5 separate regions of the Homo sapiens genome follow, and regions 1, 2, 4 and 5 are each linked to region 3. A link is a contact called in ENCODE Hi-C or POLR2A ChIA-PET data. All regions are on one chromosome and are shown on one strand. Each heading gives the region's core, a stretch centred on a gene start or an enhancer-like site at or near the end of the contact. The rest is flanking DNA. Distances are from core to core; before and after follow the strand shown.

Region 1 (2,707 bases), core at 100-2,599, 510 kb after region 3:
GGAAGACAGCACTAAAGAACACCATCTATTCTGCCTCCCAAATGTCTCTAAGGTGTCCTTTACCTCCATTTCTACTGTCACCACCCTGAGCCCTGGTTGTCACCCACCTGAATTATTGCAACAGCAGTTTAGTTAACCACTTATCCTCTGCCTGTACTATTTCTAAAGCACTCTTCTCATTGCCACCCAAGCAGTGTTTCTATGACGTGAAGATGTCACTTGCTTTCTATAAATGTTGGATGGCTTGCACTGCCTAGCAGGCTTTCTCTCCTGGGCTTCCATGTGAGAACCAAGCCCTCCAGAAAATTATCTGAGTGACTATTTCAGGTCTTTCCAGGATGGTACATAGTTAATACCATTCTAGGTGTACAGGGGAGAGAAATTTATTTGTATGATAGATGTCTTAAGTCATCAGGGCTTAATTTTTCTGGTGGAATCCTGATTGGGAAGGGCTGGATAGAACAAAGCCCAGATATATGAACCTGGCACATTAGATCCTACATGACTTCAGCCCAGTGTTCCTTCTAGCCTTATCTCCTATTCTCCCCACTGTGCATTCTGTGCTCCGGTCACACCGAACTCTTGCCATTCCTTCATCTAGCTATTCTGTTCATCTGTTAATGTTCCTCCTTCAACCTGGTCTCCTTCTTGGACTTTAAAATCTTAGACATCCATCATTCAAGACCAAGCTCAGATGTCACCTCCTCTCTGCAGTGGTGCTTTCTACAGCCTTCAAAGGCACATCAAATTGTTCCTTCCCCAATGTGCCAATAATATTTTTGTATGTGTGTACCACTTCATTATTCATAATTGGAGGTTTACAAATCTGTGTGACTTAAAAATTTTGAGTTTCTGCACAGCAGGGAACATCTCCTCCACCCCCTGACCTGAATAGATGTTTGTTTAACTGAATGGCCTGAAGCCCACTAGATAATCAATGATAATGCTAATTCTGGAACACATGACTTAACTCTTATTCCATCATTATTTGGGTTTCTATATATGACTACAACTAGATCGAACATGAAGTATGTCACTGTCAGATATGCAGCTGTGCATGGTGATAGTGTGGGCTGGGAGAAGACTTTCTGAATAATTACTGACACAATGAGGGAGTGAGACCTGGCAGATCTAAGTGGGAATGGGGAATGGAGCCAGAAAGATGTTAGATAAGGTATAGGGGTAGACTTCATCAAGAGGTATGCAGAGGACCAATTTTATAATTTCTACAGGAAATAAGAAAAGGAAAAAAGAAGAAATAATTAGTGGTGGGGTTAAGTGAAGGAAATATGTCAAGAACTAATGTCTGAAATGACTCATCAAATCTGAAATCTGATAAAGGGAACTTACATTTGCGTAGTGTAGAATATCGTCACATAGATGATCTCATTTAATTCTCAGAACAACCCTGAGGTGGAGGGTGGGGTGCGTGGAGGGCAGGTAGGGAGTGTTGCACTGTTGTTACAGTCCTCTCTTTACAGAGGAGATGACCAAAGCTCAGAGAGCAGAAATTACATGCCAAACATCCAGTGTCCCTAAGTGATGCAACTGGAACCAGAGACAAGTCAGCCTGTCTCCTGGTCCAAAGCCACATTCACCTTTTTTTTCAGAATGGGGAGGCAGCTCCTCTGATCTAAAAGCTGAAAGTCTTCATAAAATCAAATAGAATGGCTAGGCACAGTGGCTCATGCCTGTAATCCCAGCACTTTGGGAGGCCAAGGCAGGTGGATCACCTGAGGTCAGGAGTTCAAGACCAGCCTGGCAAACAATGGCCAACATGGTGAAACCCCATCTCTACTAAAAATACAAAAATTAGCCAGGCATGGTGGGAGGCACCTGTAATCCCAGCTACTTAGAAGGCTGAGGCAGGAGAATCGCTTGAACCCGGGAAGCAGAGGTTGCAGTGAGCCAAGATCGTGCCACTGCACTGCAGCCTGGGTGGCAGAGGGAGATGCCGTCTCAAAGAAACAAACAAACAAAAACAAAACAAAAAAAAATTAAATAGACTGACATGTAGAGGTTTTTCTGAGCACTGACTCAGAGAGATTCTCCATAAATTCAATTTTTTCTAGGCTGCTTTAAAATGAGGATAGAACACCATTTAGTCAGCTGACTTTCAGGGAGTCAGCTGATACAGAGTAATTCTCCACTTGAGCTGGGAGAAGTCTGACTTGGCTAGAGAATCTGGGGCAGGAAAGAAGAGCAGAGAGCAGTTTATTTTTTACCTCCCTGTGGCTCTAGGGGGTACACAGGACAACCAAAGATGATGCTGCACTTTTTGGTCAACTCTAGACAGAGAGAGAGAAAGTCTCAGGGTGATGGAGTGAAAGAGTTAGGAAGACAAGAGTTCTCTCAGCTGGCCCTCTGTTTCTCAGATCTACCCACAAACCTTGGAACCTGTGAGACTTAGACTATAAGTACCACTGACCAGGCTCTGCAGAGGATCCTTTCTGCTGTATTTAACAGAATACAACATTTCCTGTCCCCCTGACAAAATGGTCAGACCCTCAGGGGCACAGAGTTGGTTTAAATAACTTTTTACCCCACTATGTTGCACTGTAGGCAGATCACTTGAGGTCAGGAGTTCGAGACCAGCCTGGCTAACATGATGAAATCCTGTCTCTACTAAAAATACAAAAATTAGCCGGGCGTGGTGGCAGGTGCTGGTAGTCCCAGCTACTCGGGAGGCTGAGGCAGGAGAATCGCT
Region 2 (2,700 bases), core at 196-2,695, 280 kb after region 3:
GTGGTGGGTGAGGCTACCATGTGTTTAGCTCACACTGTTTTTAGTACCTTTAGTAATAGGCTTGGAAAAAGCAATTTAAGTAAAAATGAGTTTAGGAGGATTTTTATGTAGGTTTCAGTTCTCAGAATAACAAAGTATTTGAGTTTTGCATGTTGTTATTCAAGATTTGAGGGGCAGGAACAAGGTGGTTGGAGCTTGAGCTTCAGGGTAGTAAGTTGCTTACTTTAGGCCAAAAATTAGCTAGGTTTGAAGAAATTAAGGAGGTGTAAAGAGACAGAGTATGGGAAAACACATTCTGTGGAGTCAGGCTGGCTGCCTTTGCATCTTGGGTGGTCACTTAACCTCTTTAAACCCTGGTTTCCTCAACTATACTTTACAAACCTAATTCCCATACTGCAGTATTATTTAAGGATTAGAAAGTGTGTAACCTACACATAGTAGACATGCAATATATGGCAGTTGAAAAAATTGACATATAACAGGAATCTCTAAAGATTCTCTGGAAGTAGCCAAAGAGTATGGTTGTCTTTGCAATGCATTCACGTAAAGGCACACAGAGCAGAGTCTGTGTCCAATCCGTCACATGGTGTCAGGTGCAAACCAGTATGATGACAGCCGGGCTCTACACACTTTAAGTTTTAATTTGTATAGATATATGATAGTTTTATATGCATATGGGGTAACTACATGCTTATTAATCCAAAGGCTCGCTCTGTCTTTTGCTGAGAGCAAATCAGTCACCGCCCTGGTATAGGGGCATGGTCTTCATCCAGTAGGCTCCAAGGGCCCATCCTGAATCTGCTGATCTACTTGAGGCTGTAGGGACAAGTAGTAAACCTAGTTCCAAAATTCTTATGTGTAGCAGGAGGTGGGGTACAGGCATTTTTGTCTCTTCTCAAGCCATGTAGTCAGACACTAGAACCATTCAGGGAACAGAGAGGCTAGGTTAGTTTTATGGCAACAAAGGGCTGTTTGTTAAAGGACTGATTTCCTTGCTTGTTTTACTAGATGCCAACACAACAGTTCTCTGTATTTTTCTTGGAATAAACTGGCTTTTGTAACAGACACAAGGAAATGCACCCTCGAACAACTGAGGCTTTCTAAATATTAGTGACTTTAACTTGATTAAGTATTTCCATTTCCTATTCCTATGACTTTGTGAGGCTCATGTTCCCAGAAAGCCTTTTTTTTTTTTTTTGTATCGTGACTCTTTAGGTTGGTTATGTTTTAGGTCATTCTGTTCTTATGATCTGAGTAAGTGCTAAAAGCCTTTAAGATACTTTTAAAGAATCTTTAAATAGAAATGTTTTCAGATTTCCAGCACAACAAATGAGTCTTAAAGTAACTGCAGATTCAGATATCCTCACAGATTCTTAGCATAAGGTTTTGTCAGCATTTCCTTCCTCAAGTCCTGTGTCAACTCGCTGACCTCTTGCCTTCTTGGGTTACTGCCATCTTTTTGTATAAAAATATGCTAGCCCTTGCAACATTTTCCTCCTAAGAAGAATGAAAATTAACCACGTGGGATTCCCCTCTCTATGACTACTCTGAATGAGGCCAGCGAGTCACTTTTACCTCAAAGTCCTCAGACACCAAATCAGAGGGATGGTGTACCCTGACCTCCCTTGAGGTTCTAGCACAAGTGTGTAATTAACCTTAGAGCTTTAATGTTCTTCGTTACATCTCATTTTTACATCAGTCATTTTCGCCTAGCCACTTAAAAAGTGTCTTTTTTTACTTTTATGCTATTTATATGGAAATGTCAACGTGAGATATAGCTGGACCTAAAATCTGGTGAGAATGTACATATTTTCAACATGTCTTGTAACATTTACTCAGCACTAGCAGCTTGGATCTGCTTAGTTTTCATTTTTTTAAGCTTTTGATGTTTTTTGTATTTGTTTTCATTGACACATTTCAATTCTAAAACATTATTTTAAAAGATTTCTCAGATCTCAACTTGCAGTATGTGTCATGGGTTTTGAAGTCACAGATCAGAAAAAGCTTCATGAAATTAATTCTTCTAATAAAAATTGTAGGACTGTGGCACTGGTTGCTATTTTGTCTTTAAATATATTCTCCCTATTAGCAATAGTACAAAATATAAGTGAAAAAAATAAACTACTCTCCCCCTTCTTCTATAATCATCTATTTAGCTGTTTTAGTTGGTACACGGTCACTCAAATTAAATACATTTTTTTAGTCTTTAGGCTTTTTTTTAAATAGCCATATGACAAAGTTCTGGCCAATGGAATGTGAACAGAAGTGCAAGAAGTGTGCACAATTTCTGGGTCATCTCTTCTCCTGTCCCCACCCACCTGAATCCTGCTGCTTGGAATGTGGTTATGCTGCTTAGCCGTATTGGATTGTGCACCTGAGAGTAATACCTTAAGGACTGTGCGACACCAAGACACCTAGACCTAAAAGTGGACACTTAACAATCTTGTGGGGCAGAGTAGGCACACATACCAAGTCACACTTCCATGTGTGAGGGAAAAGAAACTATCTTGTTTGAATCATTGTTAGTTTAAGTTTACTGTTATACACAACCAAAACCAATCCTCATACAGAGACTGAATATTTCCCTTATGAGAAGTCAATGGTTTCAATAGTAAAATATTGTCTCTGCCAGGTGTGGTGGCTCATGCCTGTAATCCTAGCACTTTGGGAGGCCATGGTGGGAAGATTGCTTGAGCTCAG
Region 3 (2,768 bases), core at 201-2,700:
CTTTAAGATTCAATATTACTTTTTTTCTCTCCTCTGAAATGTGTCCGGTGAAGATGTCCCACTAAGGTAAGTTTGACATGGTGTAAGGGAGTTGAAAGGGGTAAACGCGGATAAAGAGCAGATTACTTGACCCTACATTTTAAGAGAAGACGACGCCTTCCGGGCGCACGCCGAGCAGAACTCCACCGACACCTTATCCTTGTCCACATGGAGACAGACTCCTCCCGCCGAGTCGTCCTCTTCCAGCAGGTCCTGCTTCTGCTTTCCCACCGGCAGAGCGTAGTCGTGGTCACCGGCGGGCGAGTCTCTGAAGAGCGAGGTGGTCAGCCGCAGTCCCACGCCGCTCAGCCGGCTCAGCAAGCGAGCCAGTCCAGTCTCGTTGGCTAAGACTGCCCGTAGGTAGCGACTCTCCTCCTGCAGTGCCTGTACGCGTTTGCCCAGCTCCCGATTCTCGGCCCGCAGCTCCTGGTTCTCGGCTGCCAGACCCCGGACTCGACTCTCCAGCCCCATCACGTACTCCTTCTTCTTCAGTCGATTAAGGCGGGCAGCGGCCGCCGCCGCCTTCCGGGGACTCTTTGTCGCCGCCTGGTTGTTGTCGTTACCGCTGCCGCCACCGCCGCCTCCTCCTGGGGACTTTCTCCGCCTCTTTTCGGCGCTGCCACTGTCACTGCTGCTGCTGCAGCCTCCGATACCGTTTAACAGCCTTTGCAGCAGGTCAGAGAAGCGCTGCATTTCAGCAGCCGCGGCCTCATCGTCATCGTCCCCTCTCCACAGGCCGCCGCTATCCGAGCCTCCGCCAGACGAGGAGAGAGGCCCCGGCGAGCTAAGCCCGGGGTCCAGGTGCCAGTCCGGTTGCCTGGGGTCCAGGAGATCCGCCAGTTCCAGCCCAGACAGAAAGTCCATATCCTCCGTCTCTTCCCCCGGGAGGCTGGCGATCGCCTCCTCCTCCATCTCCTCGGGGGAGGGCGCGCGCACGGCCACGCCGCCGCGGCTCCCCCTCCCGGCTTCCAACTCTCCTTCGTCGCCAAACTGCTGCTTGCGGCCGGGAGATCCGGCCGCCGCCGTCTCCTCCTCCCCCGCTGCAGCCCGGGTCAGGTCAGAGGGCAGCGAACAAGTTGCAGCCGGCTCCGGGCTCTCACTGCGGGTTGGGGAGTTGCTGCCCGAGGCTGCCAGCAGCTTGGTCAGGCTATGCCTCATGAGGGCCAGCGGCGGGCCGCGGTAGGCCCCGGCCGCTAAGAGTGGGCCTCACGGGCCCCAAGGATCCCAGGCCCCAGGGCGGGTAGCCCCCGGCACTGGCCGAAACGAAATGCAGGGAAAGGTCCGAGTCGCCTCCCGCCTCACTTGGCTAGTCGACCCCCCGCGCCAAGGCGCGGGGAGGGACGGGAGAACGAAGCGGTGAGGCCCTGCGATGACTCGACCGCGCCACCCAGACAACGGCGTAGCCGGAAGTCAGTGGTTTTCGCCCCAGTCCCGCCCACCGCGTTTCGCGCGCCACCAGGCCGTAGTGTCGCGAGATTTCAGGGTGCTTTAGAGTGGGAATAATTCCAGCTTTCTAGTGATGTCATAATAACAGCGGCAAAAATAACAAGTCTCTAGATTTATCCACCCTAATTCAATACCACCCAATACCCAGACTCAACAGTTCAACACAACATTTTGCTATATTTGCTTTATCTTTACATAAATGCTTGTAAATTTTTTTTTTGCTGAATCATCCTAAAGTTGCAGATGAGACACCACACCCCTGCGTACTTCAGTGTGCATCTCTAAAAATAAGGACTTTTTTTTCATAATCATAATACTATTACCAAGTCTTCAGAAAATTAACAATCGTTTACTAATACTATTTAATACCTGGGCCATACTAGATGTCCTCAGTTGGATAATGGATATGCTAGTTACCCTAACCTGATCACTACATTCCATATGTATAGAAATATCACTATGTACCCAATGAATATGACAGTTATTATTTGTCAATTAAAAAAAATTAAAACCAAAGCAAAATGAATGTAGAATACAACATTGCTTACAAAAATTGTCTTCAGTTGTTCTTGCCATTTTTGTAAGTAGATGTTTTCACTTGAGCCAAAATCCAATCAGTACTGACTTACTGCATTTGGGTAACAAACAAACAAAAACTCTGACAAATAGAGCCAGGAAAGGCTATGAAGAGAGGGTACTCATGCTTGTATGCCTGAAAACAAAGACTGTAAAAACCACAACGTTGCACAAAGACCATCACGACCTTATACAAAACCTCTGCAAGGATGTCTGCCCAGAAACTGCCTGTCCAACCTTTAACTGACGTCACCCTTGTTATTGACCTTTGTAGCTAAGATAATTAGTTCAAAACAATGTGTAACCATCCTCATTTTTTTTTCCTTTAAAACTCTTTGTCTTCCTTCGTCTTCCTGAATACACACATAGTTTACTATGGCATGCGTTTTCCCACTGAAATGCTCCATTCTCAAAACATGTCTTTTATTTTAGAGACCTTTTCTGTTTGTTATTTAGGTTCACATCCCACAAGGGATTTCAGATTTGAAGCAGTTTACAAATACAGATATTTAGGTTCACATCCCACAAGGGATTTGAGATTTGAAGCAGTTTACAAGTACATTAGAATATAGTAAAACAAAACATTTTGAATTTTTAAAAAGCAAGGCCAATAAAAGATGAACTAGGAAGAGAAGGATTTCTGAAAGGGGAAAAGGTTAATCTTGGAATTGGATGGATGCAATATCTTACTCAGTTGTTTGAATTGG
Region 4 (2,700 bases), core at 123-2,622, 350 kb before region 3:
TTGTTTCTTATTTCCTCCCAGGAGGCTGTGTAGGATATTTAAAAACTGCCTCTTCACCTCTCTCAATCAGAGGAGCAGTTTCAGATCTGGAAAAATACAAGGATTTCCCTGTCTCCTCTGCTCTGGAAAAAATAAAATGTCCCCCAATCACAGGGTGAAAGGTTCTCCCTCACCTGAATTATCTGCCAATGCCCAGCTGTGTCCCTCCCCTCTCTGAGGACGATTTGACCCCAATTCATAACAGGAAAAACTTTTAAATAAACTAAAGGGTTGAATTACTGTTCACCACTTATTACATTAGCTGGGCTTGAGCACAGCTCGAACAGGTCAAACAGAAGATTTTTTTTTTTAAAGAATGTGAATCCAGTCAGATTCATCTGCAAATAGATCAAATAAACTACTACTATTTAACAGATCACTGTTTCTTATTAGCTGAAACTTTGTTCTAAAATGACTATTCTCAATGTCGCTAGTGTAATTAATTTAAAATGCTACTTCGATTTATAAATAACTCTCATAAACTAGAAAGACATATTTCTATAATCTAAACACCGATTTAAGCTATCCTGATGTTTAGTTATTTGAGCATGAGATGGACAGAAAGACAAGACTTATATTTTTAAATATCTGGTACTATCTCCTACCAAGTGGGAGCCATATTGGGATTAATATATTACCTCAAAATCTCAAAGGGACATCATTATGGAGCAAGGTGGGTTACAGGTAGCAGGAAAGAAGGGGAATAAATGAATACTATAGATGATGCAGCAGAATAAAGAAGGAAGAATGTGTCTTCTTTCTTGTGCCTATTTGCTGCTCTTAGCCAATGCCTCTCATGTACAAAAGCTAAAGATAGGATACAACTGGGTATTTGAAGAGAGTGACCAGGACAAACTCAACCCTATCTGTATACAGGGCTTCCCTATTTTATTCACATAAAAATAGAAAATCTTCTTTGGCAGAAGAAAAAAAACAGGTAAAATACAACTGGGTTTTATTATTTCAAAAAAATTGGGATATTTTCTTTGTCCCAGGGACTAGGCAAGGCACTAAGGATAAAATGGTAAATAAAAGTACGGTCCCCACCATCCTAGAATCTACAGTCTTATGGGAGACACAAAACTTATCAAATACATACTTAAATAAATCAAAACTGTAGTAAAAGCAATGTAAAAAAGATACAACATAGCACAACTGGGGAACATGACCTGTTCTGAAGTGTCAGAAATGGCTTCCTTGTTCCCAGTTTTGATCCAAAGTATGAATATCAACTTTGAAGGTAAAAGGGGGCAGAAGTGGAAAAGTAAATACAGAAGCATTGTATTCCAGGCAAGTAAACATCTTGTGTAAAAGCTCTGACGCAGGAAGCAACATAATTTGTTTGAGGATCTGAGAGAAAGCCAGTGTGGCGTGACAACAACTAAAAGAGGATGTGGTAAAGCTGCAGACATAGACGGGGCTCCATTTTAGTCTTTATTTAAAAATAATGTAAGGCCACTGAAAGGGTTCAATATTAATCCTTTATTCTAACTAAAGCTACCGAGAAACTAACATGCCAACTTCTCCAGCTACAAACGGAAGGAATCATCACTCTGAAGGCAGCCTCATGATATAATTTTATGCTCCAAAAACATTAATTTGCCCAGTATGTAGCAGGCCCTAACCTAGAAAGAAATGAGTAAAAGAAAATTAAAGAATATGCTGTCTAATGTTTTATGGTCTGATGGTAGAGACAGGGTCTTACTGGAAGAAAATACAGGAAGCACTAAAATAGTGGTATGTGCTGGATGCTATGAGAATAGTCTTTTGTTCCTTCCTCCAAGGAAAGAATTGAGCATTTAGGAGGACCCCATTAAGTTCCCCCCAGTTTTAGGGACTGAACAAAATAATAAGTAAATAAACTACAGTATAGGTGCTCAATGATGAGAACACATGAACACATAGAAGGGAGCAAGATACACTGGGGCCTATTGGAGGATGAAGGGTAGGAGGAGGGAAAGGATGGAGAAAAATAACTAATGAGTACTAGGCTTAATACCTGAGTAATGAAATATCTATATAACAATCCCCATGACACAATTTTACCTATGTAACATATCTGCATATGTACCCTGAACCTAAAAAAAAAATAGCACCCAATTTAGGATATATTTCATGTAAGTGTGCACATCTGTGTGTCTGTTCCACAATACTCATAATCAGGAGGTAGCACACATCTGAGGATAATTTTATGAACCAATTTAATTACATTTCCATGCCAATCCATCACAATTTTTTTCTTGTTCTTATTTACCCTTCTCCTCTAGTATCCAAAGTCAAAAAAAAGTAGAAGCAGTATTTAATCTGAGTGGATTATCAATAACTTGTCAAATTTATAAAATGTAGTTTTAAGACCAGCTGCATGTGAAATAAGCCAGCATATTGGCATCCCTAAATGATCACTGAATCAGAGAATTAATTCTTCCCACACTAAATGGACTTCTGGCAAAGTAAAAGTCTACTACAATTTTCCAATGTGGCCAAATCCTTCTCCAGAAATTGCACTTTGAGAACTAGAGGCTCCTGATCAATGTTTATCAAGTTCTAACAAAACAGAATAAAGCAGCAGAAACCCAGTAGACTCATGATATAAATAGTTGACAACATTAATGAGTAGAAAAAAAAGGAAAGTACACTCTACGTTTTGAGGAATAAAAGTGC
Region 5 (2,700 bases), core at 99-2,598, 380 kb after region 3:
GGTGTATATATGTTTAAGTGTGTGTATATATTCCAAAATGCTTTAAGTGAGACACAGGATGAAGCCACACACTTTCAGAGCTATCCCTTTTGCTGGAAATGACCCGGATGCAATTCAAATAAACAATGGATTCACCTAAGTATATGCCAAATACTTAGATATACAAAGCTGAGAAGATGCAAAATTTCTCCCCTACTAAACTGAGGTCTTTGGGGGTAAAGATACAGCCTCACAATACATTATGGTGATTGTAATCTGTATGTATAGGATTCAGAGATGGCAAAAAGACCAGGCAATTGTTTTGGAGGGGAAAGCAAATTTTCCCTGGTTTCAATTTCATACTCTCTTAACTCATCATACAATAGTTACAGCACTTTTCACACTTCATTACAATTACTAGCTCATATATCAGTCTCTCCTATGAGAGAGCTCACTAAAGGCAGTCCATGACTTCTTCATCCTCAAATTGCCAGCACCTAGCAGGATACACCTTAAATATTTATTAAATTAATACTAGTAAATGAAATGTAACTTAGAAGACATCTGTAGAAAGCAACAATATTCTATTTAGTCTAAGCTTCAGTGCAGCAAATTTGGAAAAAAATATATTAGCAATCTAGAGAGCAGCATAATTGCTTTTTCAAGTTTATACCACCCCATATTCCTCCTCCTGCCACTATACTGATATTATGAACTACCTCAATAAAAAGCCTCTACTTCAAGAACGGAACACAGAAGAGATTTTTTAAAAGGCATTTTCCTGGCAGAGAAAGGACTGACATCCTTTTTATTTGTGGCAGAGGAAAGATGAGGAACTGAAAAGGGAATATGTAGAGAAGAAAGAATTCAGATAGAACTGGGTACACAAAGCAAACTCCTAAGATACTATATATTAATATATGTCTGAAATTTAGCCTCTTAAGTCATGGCTGAACCCAAGCCAAATTTACCGAACTGTTCAAACTTTAATTTTAAAAGTGCAAACTAAATTGTTTTAAATGAAGTCATTATGTAATTGCTCTAAAATTTTAATCAACACTGAAAACACATTTTTCAGATCAGTCTAATCTACTGTCTCTTAAAATTATCTTTCATTTGTCTCTTTACCCACTAATGTCATAAATACAAAAACTCTTAGAACAAAAGTGGAAAGTTTAAGTCATGAAAATGCTCTATAGAAAAACATATACTCTTGGAATACTCTGACTTCACTGCCACTGACTTGTATTTTCAAATGAAAGAGTTGTTCCTCCCCCCTCCTCTGATTATCAAAATGTTTTAAATTACTACGTAAGCCTTCTTAATATAAGAAAGTGTAAACCTAGAGCTTTCCGTTGGCATTCTGGTAAACTCTGCATTCCTACCACTAGATGGCAGACTGTACAGAGGAACAACAGGACCCTGGCAAGAACACAGATGCATTCAGGCTCATCTGTAAACCACATTCTTAAATCTGAGATTGTTTAGGATTCCATTCTAGTACTCTAAAGTGGTGATTTTCAAACCTAGATACCTTAGGCCCATCCTAGATTCCAAATAAGGATTACTGTAAGGGATGAGGAAAATCATATTTTGGTAAGCACCATCTCAAAGATTTATTACTTCTATGTCAATTTTAAATTTATCAGAAATACAAGACAATAAAAAGCTACTTAATGGAATAAAAACTCATCACTTAATATAAGAATTAAAAATTTTATTTAAACAATAAGAAAACAAACTGAAAGTATTACAGTGCTCCAACATGAAAAAATAACATATTCATGGTATAAATTACATTCTCTTCTTTGAAGATCTTAAATTTCACAATGACAACCCCACCTATAGGAAAGAAAACATATTAAGTATCAAGTAATTTAAGAACAAATGCCAAAATTACAAACACTTTTTTGTATTACATGCTAAGAACTTACTAACTGTTCGTTAGCCCAGTTAAATATCATCAGGACTCTCAAAAAAAAAAAAAAATCTAGTACTGGATCAGAAAAATACAGAAACCTCATTTCCTAAGCAAAATGAAAGTCAACTAACAATACATTGAGAATACTACTTACCTCCACCAATGCTGTGAACCCAAGCAGGGTCCAGAGTGGGGGCAGAAAAATTCTCCTTTCTTTCCAACAAGACAGGGAAAAAGAAACCAACAACTGAGAGGCTCTGCAAGTGCAGATCAGAGTACTATAAAGGAAAAAACATTTATGGTATAATATCTATAATTATTTATAGATAATTCTGGAGAGGTTAAAGGAATTGGGACTAAGTCTGGAGAAAAGTACGTTATTAGTTAGGAATGACCAACCGTCCTGGTTTTGCTGGAACAGTCCTGGTTCACACCTGTTGTCCAGGGTCCCATTCAGATAGCACACCCTTTCACTCTTAAAAGTGACCCAAGTTTGGATGACATATTACACATCACCTTAGTTATAAGCACACTAATAAAAGTTTACATGTAGCTAAGAAATTAATACACTACCAGTAGCAGCTATTCACAGTGCATTTGCATTTTCCTTTTATGAGTGCTATATTCTAGTTCTTAGCCTCCTTAAAACACAAACATGCTTCTATTCTGCCTACTTTGCCCTCTAACCCCTCTACCCATGACCATTTTTAACAATAATCTCTGCTTCTGTTTTTTTCACCCCGGGAAACTCATCTAATTTCTTAACCTCAAAGAAAATCTCTATGCAAATCATTCACAAA

Evidence for each region. Hi-C counts contacts between places; a loop is a spot of excess contacts on that map. ChIA-PET counts read pairs that join two places held with the same protein, here RNA polymerase II (POLR2A). Pooled maps may share reads with other maps.
Region 1: a map of K562 shows a loop between it and region 3 (3-fold over the local background). The contact joins the enhancer-like site here to the promoter of CREBZF in region 3. A Hi-C loop is called at or near these places in 1 of 168 maps with a recorded cell type or tissue (K562) and 7 of 50 pooled maps. POLR2A ChIA-PET finds 5 or more read pairs at or near these places in 1 of 52 experiments (activated T-cell).
Region 2: a pooled map shows a loop between it and region 3 (4-fold over the local background). The contact joins the enhancer-like site here to the promoter of CREBZF in region 3. A Hi-C loop is called at or near these places in 6 of 50 pooled maps. POLR2A ChIA-PET finds 5 or more read pairs at or near these places in 2 of 52 experiments (BJ and activated T-cell).
Region 4: a map of B cell shows a loop between it and region 3 (5-fold over the local background). The contact joins the enhancer-like site here to the promoter of CREBZF in region 3. A Hi-C loop is called at or near these places in 1 of 168 maps with a recorded cell type or tissue (B cell), 1 of 37 single-sample maps with no recorded cell type and 3 of 50 pooled maps. POLR2A ChIA-PET finds 5 or more read pairs at or near these places in 1 of 52 experiments (HEK293).
Region 5: a loop to region 3 is called in a pooled map, with 3 times the contacts of the local background. The contact joins the enhancer-like site here to the promoter of CREBZF in region 3. A Hi-C loop is called at or near these places in 5 of 50 pooled maps. POLR2A ChIA-PET finds 5 or more read pairs at or near these places in 2 of 52 experiments (HEK293T and PC-3).

What each region holds. Positions count from the first base shown.
Region 1 is chr11:86,175,287-86,177,993 of GRCh38, forward strand. No RefSeq gene overlaps it. Among named protein-coding and RNA genes, the nearest start is that of LINC02695, 17 kb to the right of the region's middle. RefSeq lists a cis regulatory region at 885-1,594. Within about 2 kb of position 1,350, at least 3 of the 41 ENCODE cell types and tissues checked have a DNase peak (open chromatin) inside an H3K27ac peak, as active enhancers do.
Region 2 is chr11:85,946,631-85,949,330 of GRCh38, forward strand. No RefSeq gene overlaps it. Among named protein-coding and RNA genes, the nearest start is that of CCDC83, 93 kb to the left of the region's middle. RefSeq lists an enhancer at 1,416-1,465. Within about 2 kb of position 1,446, at least 6 of the 41 ENCODE cell types and tissues checked have a DNase peak (open chromatin) inside an H3K27ac peak, as active enhancers do.
Region 3 is chr11:85,663,679-85,666,446 of GRCh38, forward strand. It overlaps CREBZF (CREB/ATF bZIP transcription factor), which reads right to left and starts at 1,451. Exons shown (of 1, transcript NM_001039618.4): 1 at 1-1,451. The coding sequence starts at 1,197. The coding sequence ends at 133. RefSeq lists enhancers at 75-314, 425-714, 985-1,034.
Region 4 is chr11:85,315,784-85,318,483 of GRCh38, forward strand. The region is part of intron 3 of DLG2 (discs large MAGUK scaffold protein 2); the gene reads right to left. Among named protein-coding and RNA genes, the nearest start is that of DLG2, 310 kb to the right of the region's middle. RefSeq lists an enhancer at 1,287-1,356. Within about 2 kb of position 1,373, at least 4 of the 41 ENCODE cell types and tissues checked have a DNase peak (open chromatin) inside an H3K27ac peak, as active enhancers do; they include B cell, where a contact is called at or near this core.
Region 5 is chr11:86,040,708-86,043,407 of GRCh38, forward strand. All of the region lies in intron 1 of PICALM (phosphatidylinositol binding clathrin assembly protein), which reads right to left. It overlaps LOC124902730 (a long non-coding RNA gene), which reads right to left. Exons shown (of 2, transcript XR_007062822.1): 1 at 2,055-2,700; 2 at 1,682-1,821. Among named protein-coding and RNA genes, the nearest start is that of PICALM, 27 kb to the right of the region's middle. Within about 2 kb of position 1,349, at least 13 of the 41 ENCODE cell types and tissues checked have a DNase peak (open chromatin) inside an H3K27ac peak, as active enhancers do.